Regions from separate parts of the Homo sapiens genome. Here region 2 is linked to region 1. Evidence: read pairs that join two places in POLR2A ChIA-PET (ENCODE). Cell type or tissue: Panc1. All regions are shown on one strand. Links, peaks and the distances in the headings refer to the core of each region. The heading gives the core; the rest is flanking DNA. Region 1 overlaps DST (dystonin). Region 2 has its middle 15 kb from the start of KIAA1586.

What was found. ChIA-PET counts read pairs that join two places held together with the same protein. Peaks named below come from ENCODE experiments on the same cell type or tissue, not always from the same donor. Only the 100,000 strongest peaks of a DNase experiment are listed, where the experiment ranks them.
Region 2: POLR2A ChIA-PET joins it to region 1 with 6 read pairs; 2 of 35 experiments call an interaction of 5 or more read pairs at or near these places.

Annotation. Positions count from the first base shown.
Region 1 is chr6:56,937,206-56,941,608 of GRCh38, forward strand. All of the region lies in intron 2 of DST (dystonin), which reads right to left. Among named protein-coding and RNA genes, the nearest start is that of DST, 15 kb to the right of the region's middle. RefSeq lists an enhancer at 1,194-2,393. In Panc1, for the core only: no CTCF peak of the experiment used is centred there; a DNase peak (open chromatin) is centred at 1,636; H3K4me3 peaks cover 605 bases; H3K27ac peaks cover 590 bases.
Region 2 is chr6:57,059,170-57,063,572 of GRCh38, forward strand. It overlaps a transcript of KIAA1586 not described here. Among named protein-coding and RNA genes, the nearest start is that of KIAA1586, 15 kb to the left of the region's middle. In Panc1, for the core only: no CTCF peak of the experiment used is centred there; no DNase peak of the experiment used is centred there.

The DNA.
Region 1 (4,403 bases), core at 100-4,099:
CTTAAAAAGACACCATTAAGTAAATGAAAAGAGAAACCACAGACCATAAAAATAGGCAAACTATGTATCTATTAAAGAATTTGTATCCAGAATGTATAAAGAACTCTTAAAATTCAATAAGAAAAAAAAATCAATTTTACAATGGACAAAAGATTTGAACACTTCACCAGAGAAGATATATGAATAGCTAAAAAGCATGTGAAAAGATGCTCAACATCATTAGTCTTTAGGGAAATGCAAATCAAACCTCGGAGCTATCACTACATATCCAATAGAATAGCTATAGTAAAAAAGACAGTAACAAGTATTGCCAAGGATGTCAAGATACTGGACCCCACATACACTGCTGATGAGAATATTAAATTGTACAGCCATTTAAAAAAACAACTGGAGAATTTCTTTAAAAATTAAACTTACCATACAACCTAGCAATTTTACTCCTAGGTATCTGCCCAAGAGAAATGAAAATATATGTCCACACAATGGTTTTAAGCACATATTCACAGCGGTGCTATTTGTAATAGCTAATCATTAGGGAGAAGCGCCAATGTCCATCAATGGTAAATGGATAAATCAAGTATGGTATATTCACAGAATGAAATACTATTCAGCAATAAAAATGAACAAACTACTGATACATACTACAACATGGACAAATCTCAAAAACCTTAAGCTACATGAAAGAAGCCAGATGTGAAAGACTACATATTATATGATTCTACTTATATGCAATGTCCAGGAGAGGCACTATCTATAGATACTGAAAGCAGCATGGGGTTAGGGATTGGAACAGAGATTGACTGCAAACAGGCATGAGAAATCTTTTGGGGATGACGAAAAATATTCTAAAACTAGAAATTACACCTCTCTCTCTCTTTCTCTCTCTCTCTCTCTCTCTCTCTCTATATATATATATATATATATATGTTTAAAAAAAAATTTTTTTGAGATAGATTCTTGCTCTGTTGCCTATGCTGGAATGCAGTGGCATGATCATAGCTCACTGCAGCCTCAAACTCCTGGGCTCAAGTGATCCTCCTTATCTCAGCTTCCTGAGTAACTGGGACAACAGGTGCATACCATCATGCCCAGCTAATTTTTTTATTTTTTGTTTCACTATGTTGCCCAGACTGGTCTTGAACTCCTGTCCTCAAGCAACCCTCCCGTCTCAGCCTCCCAAAGCACTGGGATTACAAGTATGAGCCACAGCACCCAGTCTGAAATTTTTGAAAAACTAAGTTGGGCCTAAAAACGTCTGGTAGAAGTAATTTCCATACATATGAAAGCCAAGAAATTGGAAAAGACTGTCCAGGGAAAAAAACAGAAAAAGCTTACCATGAGTACTTTAGGGATAGCAGACAGTAGCAAACCAAAAATAAATCAAAAGATTACCTACGGTAGATTGCAAAAATGGCCACAATACTATGTAACTCCTCCTATCAGGACTCTTCTCTACCCACTGTGACTTGCTTTGGCCAAAACAATGTGTCAGCAGAGGCACTGTACAAGCCCAGATTCCAGACTTCAAGAGGCCTCATGCACTTCCACTCTTGCTGCTTTTGGAACCCAAACCTAACCACATGTGAACCAGCCTGAGTTGGCTTACTGGAAGAGGAGAGACCATGCAGAGGAAAACCATGAGTCAGCCAGAGCTCATCAAAGATACCTGGGTGACTTCCAGCTGTGATGAGCCAAGCCTGACTCAGACCAGACCAAGTGCCCAACTGGGCACAGCCCAGATCACCAACCCACGGAATTGTGAGATAAATGATTAATGTCTAAGTTACTAAGTTTTAAATGGTTACAAAGAAGCAGCTAATTGATACACTACAAAGGGGCAGTGATGACTGCTAGACAGCATAATGAATCAAATGGTTGAGTTTTGTGAAGTTGTCCAATAAGGATATGCCTCCCAGGCACAAGAACAGAAAAGCAGTCACCAAGTCTGAGAGTTGGCAAAGTCACTGTGGCAGAAGGACTAATTAATTGCATGAGTGAAGTGAGAATAACAAAGTTTCTCAAAACTGTTGGTCCAAGGGTCTATAGTGAGCAGACTGCCAAGTGACATTAAATAAGAAGGTAATGACAGACTGACCCCCAAAGAAGATTTTGGTCCTGACGAAGGTAAGAAGGAAACTCATTAAGAGCTCACAATAAGGTCCAGAGACAGAAGCAGGTATGATCAGAGAAGGACATGGCAGAATTCAAGATCTTGGTATGAGAGTAGTTCTAAGGCATGATACAATATGCACAAGGAGGAAGGATGGTTGGATGAATGGATGGATACGTGAATGAACAGATGGGGGGATAGATAAATAAAGAGCTACAGATAAACATAAATCGATAAGAAAAATTACTTACATAAAGATTAGAAAGTTCCCCTTATATCTAGGCTTTCCTTCTAAATTTTCTGCTGTCCTTTTAAGTTGGTCAAACCATTTTCACTGTTTTTGCATTTTTTTATTTCTTTTTTATATTTATTTTATTTTTATAGATGTCTATAGATTACTCTTCCAATAAAAATTATATAAATAAGCAGCCGGGCGTGGTGGCTCACGCCTGTAATCCCAGCACTTTGGGAGGCCGAGGCGGCTGGATCACTTGAGGTCAGGAGTTCAAGACCAGCCTGGCCAACATGATGAAACCCTGTCTCTACTAAAACTACAAAAAATTAGCCAGGTGTGGTGGCGGGCACCTGTAATCCCACCTACTCAGGAGGCTCAGGCAGGAGAATCGCTTGAACCAGGGAGGTGGAGGTTGCAGTGAGCCGAGATCGTGCCACTGCACTCCAGCCTGCGTGACAGAGCAAGACTCCGTCTCAAAAAAAAAAATTTTATATAAATAAGTCTAGCAGAAGTGGAATAAAAAAAAGTTTCAATCATACTATCAAAAATGTCATAGTCTTAAATATACTGTCAGGTAATGTTTTATACACTCAAAATGACAGAAACTTCTTAAAGTAAAATAAATTCCACATTACCCCCATACACACACACACACACACACACACACACACACACACACACACACATATATACATATATACACACACACATTTTTATGCAATATATTTTTATGGATATATATAAAAATATGTACATATATATTTCTTAACCAACTTCACTGAGATACAAGGTACATAAAATAAATTGCACCCATCTAAAGCAGCAATTCTCAAAATGTGGTCCATAAACCTCTGGACCACAAGACTCTTTTAGGAATCCACAAAGTAATTTCATAATAATAAGCCATCTTAGTTTTACATTTTTGTAGCAATGTTAATATTATATTTTTCAAAAAAAATCCATTTAATCTAATTTGTCACTTCTGTGGGCATCAAGTTGTACAGTATATTCTCTTATCCTTTTTTTTTTCTTTTTATTTACTTTATTTTGAGACAGGGTCTTGCTGTCACCCAGGGCGGAGTGCAGTGGCGCAATCACAGCTCACTACAACCTTGACCTCCTGGGCTCAAGAGATCCTCCCACCTCAGCCTCTGGAGTAGCTGGGACTGCAGGCGCAAGCCACCGTGCCTGGCTTTTTTTTTTCTTTTTTTTCTCTTTTTGGAGAGTTGGGATCTCATTGTGTTGCCAAGACTGGTCTTGAACTCCTGGGCTCAAGTGATCCTCCCCCGTCAGCCTCCCAAAATGCTGAGATTAGAGGCATGAGCCACTGCAACCAGTTTTCTTACCCTTCTAATGTCTGTGGGTTCCATAGTTATACCCTCTCTTTCATTTGTCATACCAGTGATTTGATCAGTCTAGCTACAAGTTTATAAACTTTGTTCATCTAAGAGTCTAATTTGGTTTTCTCTTCTCAATTATATCCATGTTTGCTCTTACCTTTATTATGTCCTTCTTTCTACTTATTTTGTGTTTAGTTTGCTTTTCCCCCCAACACCCTCTCCAACTTCTCAAGGTTGAAGCTTTGTTAATTGATTTTAGACTTTCCTTCTTTTCTAAGATAAGCAGTTAAAGCTATATGTTTCCCTCTGAGCACTGCTTTGGCTGCACCCCACAATTTTGAGATACTGTGTTTTCATTATCATTTAGTTTAAAATATTTTTAAATTTCCTTTATGGTTTCCTTATTGATACATGAATTATTTAGAAGAATGTTATTTAATTTATAAATATTTGAGATTTTCTTGGAGATATTACTGATTCCTATATAATCTGTATTATTTCAATCCTTTAAATTAATTGTGACTTGTATTCTGACCCAGAATATAGTCTGTCTTCGTGAATGAGTCATGTAAGTATGGTGTTTCTTTACAAATATTTATTTATTCATTTTAAGACAGGGTCTCACTCTGTCACCCAGGCTGCAGTGCAATGGTGCTATCATGGTTCACCACAACTTCACCCACTTAGACTTAATCAATCATCCCACCTTAGCCTCCCA
Region 2 (4,403 bases), core at 310-4,309, 120 kb after region 1:
ACATGCAAATTATCACACTTAATAACTATATTGATAATATGTTATAAATTGATAATATGTTATAAATTGATAAATATTATTTTGGATATATTGGGTTAAATAAAATAATCATTGTATTTCTATTTCAGAATTACATATGTGGGCCAGGCGCACTGGCTCATGCCTGTAATCCCAGCACTTTGGGAGGCCGAGGTGGGCGGATCACAAGGTCAGGAGATTGAGACCATCCTGGCTAACACGGTGAAACCCCGTCTCTACTAAAAATACGAAAAATTAGCTGGTGTGGTGGTGGGTGCCTGTAGTCCCAGCTACTCGGGAGGCTGAGGCAGGAGAATGGCGTGAACCCGGGAGGCAGAGCTTACAGTGAGCCGAGATCGTGCCACTGCACTCCAGCCTGGGCGAGAGCGAGACTCTGTCTGAAAAAAAAAAAAAAATAGAATTACATATGTGGCTTGCAGTATAGTTGTATTAGACGGCACTACCCTATATGATAGTTACTCTCAAAACCAAGTTTCATCAATCTAGACCTTACTGTTGACTTCAGGATCCATAGTCAACTGTCTTTTTCATCAGTTTCACATTGTTGTTCCGTAGGCATTTTAAACTGAATAGGTCCAAAGCTGAATTTATTCATCTCTCATCATATCTGTTTTGAAAAATGGCCCAACCATTTCCCTTGATGCTCAAACTAGAAAGGTAGAAGATATTTGAAACCTTTTCTTCATCCACCTTGCCCTGTCTCTTTCACCTCTCCTACTGTAGTTATTTTGGTTCAAGTCATTATTTTTCTTGCTTAGAGTAATATAATAACTTTCTAACAAGTCTCTCTGCCTTCATTCTTGCCCCTTGTTAATACTAATATATCCTTCATACTAAGGATTGACTATTCTAAAGTTTACATTTATTTTTAGATAACTTTTATTAGGAAGACATTCAGACAACAAGAAAGTCAAATCACTTAAACAGATTTATAATCTTGTATAGCAAATCTAGAGATGGCTACAGTCTTTGCTTGAGTAGCTCAATAGTGTCATTGTTGTGTTATCTGGGGTGGTTTTGGTCTTTCCCTCATAATTGCCGGATGCCTGGCACAGTTTTAGGGATGCTCGATTTAAGACAACATGGCAAGACCTGGATCAAGCCCTGTGTATTCGTCAGAAAGTCAAAAGCTTTGCCAGAAGCTTTTCCAAGCAGACTTATATTTCACTGGCCAGAACTGTGTCAGCATGGCCATACTCACTGCAAGGGAATGTTGGGATGTGAGCTTTTACCTTTCATAGCTTCTGTATTAGAAGTAGGCAAGGGAGAAAGAATTGGGAATGGGTGGTTGGTTAGCTGGTCTATGAAGTCTAACATATTTCTTCTCTACTGAAAAGCTTTTACTGGCTCCCCACTTTGTTCAGGATAGTTTAAGGTTATAATGAGTCTGTGCCCTCCGTCTGTTGCTGAGGTCAAGGTAGCTGCCACTGGCCTGGTTATGAAAGGGCAATTTAAAGATGATCTAATAGGGTCTCTTTGTTTTGTAGGTAATAAAACTGACATTTCAAGAGGTTTAGTCAATTGCCAGGGTCACAATTAACCAAAATTATGAACAGATAACCAAAATTGTTATTGAATGGGAACTGAAAATGTGATTTATTTATTTATTTATTTATTTTTATTATAGAAACTGGCTCTTGCCACGTTGCCCAGGCTGGTCTTGAACCCCTGGCCTCAAGTGATCCTCCTGCTTTGGCCTCCCAAAGTGCTGGGATTACAGGCATGAACCACTGCATCTGGCCTGAAATATGTGATTTTAAATTATGTTCCGCCTTTTTTTTTTTTTTGAAACAGAGTCTTCGCTCTGTCACCAGGCTGTAGTACAATGGCGCGATCTTGGCTCACTGCAACCTCCAACTTCCTGGTTCAAGCGATTCTCCTGCCTCAGCCTCCTGAGTAGCTGGGATTACAGGCACGTGCCACCATGCCCAGCTAATTTTTTTATTTTTAGTAGAGATGGAGTTTCACCATGTTGGCCAGGCTGGTCTCAATCTCCTGACCTCGTGATCTGCCCACCTCGGCCTCCCAAAGTGCTGGGATTACAGGCATGAGCCACCGCGCCCGGCCATGTTCCACCTTTTAATATCAAGATGGCCTGGGAGAGTTGATTGATATCTCTGAGTATTAATTTACCTATCTTTCAACAAGGATAATAATTGCATCTTGAACGGTTCTAGTTATTTATTTATTTATTTATCTATTGAGACAGGGTCTTACTCTGTTGCCCAGGTGGGAGTGCAGTGGCACAGTCATGGCTCACTGCAGCATTGAACTTCCAGACTTGGGCAGTCCTCCTGCCTCAGTCTCCCAAGTAGCTGGGACTACAGGCACATGCCATCATGCTCAGCTAATTTTTAAATTATTTGTAGAGACGGGGTCTTCTGTTGCCCAGGCTGCTCTCAAACTCCTAGGCTCAAGTGCTCATCCTGCCTCAGCCTCCCAAAATGCCGGGATTACAGGTGTGAGCCCCCACATTCAGCCTAGTTTCAGGTTTTATGGGGCCTGTTGATTATTGAATTTGGCACACTAAGAAAAATAATCCCATAAAATTGTGAATATACCATTAGAAATTATTTGAAATATTTATTTAGATTAAGAAAATAAATAATTACAATCTTCGCAATATTTAAAAGTTAACAATATCACAAAACATAGAGGTGAAAAAGACATGATCTTTTTATTAATTATAGCTCTATAATTATTTTTAATTATTTTTTCCTAGGTTTTCTTTTTTTTTTTTTTAGACAGGGTCTCACTCCGTTGCCCAGGCTAAAGTGCAATGGTGCGATCTTGGCTTACTGCAACCTCCACCACCTGGGCTCAAGAGATCCTTCCACCTCAGTCTCCTGAGTAGCTAGAACCATAGGCACGTGCCACCACGTTGGGCTAATTTTTGTGTTTTTATAGAGACAGGTTTTCACCATGTTGCCCAGGCTGGTCTCAAACTCCTGAGCTCAAGCAATACACTGACCTTGGCCTCCAAAAGTTCCAGGATAACAGGCATGAGCCAGATTACTGCCTGGTCCCTAGTTTTCTTTTGGTTTTATATGCATTGATTGTCTCCATTTGACAATTCTGTAATATCCTTTTCTGTAGAGGTATAGAAGGGTAATTGACAGTATCCTCTAGCATAGTTGATGGAAATTTGCTTTTTTATTTTTGACAGTTTACATAGGTTTCTTTCCAATTCTCAACTGTGACTAATCAATATAATTTTTAGGATTATTATCACGTGGGGAAACTCCTATTAAGAGTCACATCTGAACTACAAGATTTCAGAGCATTTCAATTTTCTGTGGAGTGACTGCTCTTAAATATTGTTTGAATTGACCATTCAAAGTATTCCTAGAAGACTTCCCAACTGAGATGGCCAGCAATAGTTTAACTATACATGGAAGAAATTTCAAAGTACACAAATATATCCCAGTCACTCCTTAACAAGAGCTCAGAAATGTCTACTGCCACTATATGGTTACAACAGGAAGGGAAAGTACACAGAAGGTGCAGCTGAAATGGAAACAGATGGTAGTCTTAACTGACTATGGTAAAAATATTTTTGTGGCCGAGCATGGTGGCTCACACCTGTAATCTTAGCACTTTGGGAGGCCGAGGTGGGCGGATTGCCTGAGCTCAGGAGTTTGAGACCAGCCTGGGCAACATGGTGAAATCCCATCTCTACTAAAATACAAAAAATTAGCCGGGCGTGGCGGCATGTGCCTGTAGTCCCATCCATCTACTTAGGAGGCTGAAGCAGGAGAATCACTTGAACCTGGGAGGTGGAAGTTGCAGTGAGCCGAGATTGCGCCACTGCCCTCCAGCCTGGGCGACAGAGCAAGACTCTGTCTCCAAAAAAAAAAAATTGGAAATTTAACAAAAATATATAAATGTGAAGAGATATTTCTGTGGTTCCTTTTTTGGAAGGTACCCCTTCAATTAAGTTTCATAGTTATTCTGCCTCTGACCTAGCTTTCTTGATTTTTTGGATTCTTGAATGAGGTAAAGCAGACTTGGGAAGTTGTTAGACACTTAATAAGTAATCAACAAATATTACCAGAAAAATGATAGAATCGTGGATAATTTTTTAAGCTGGTTGTTGAGTATTTGTGTGTGGAAGGGAGGGGTTTGTTTTACTTTGTATTTAAAATTTTCCCAGTAAAAGTATTTTTAAAATCACATGAGATAAATGTAAAATAATTTAACTTTTTTCTATGCTGGAATCCTCTTAATAGATTATGTTATTTCTTTTTTTTTTTTTTTTTTTTTGAGACGGCATCTTGCTCTGTTCCCCAGGCTGGAGTGCAGTGGCACAATCTCGGCTCAATGCAACCTCCTCCTCCCATGCTCAAGCAACTCTCCTGTCTCAG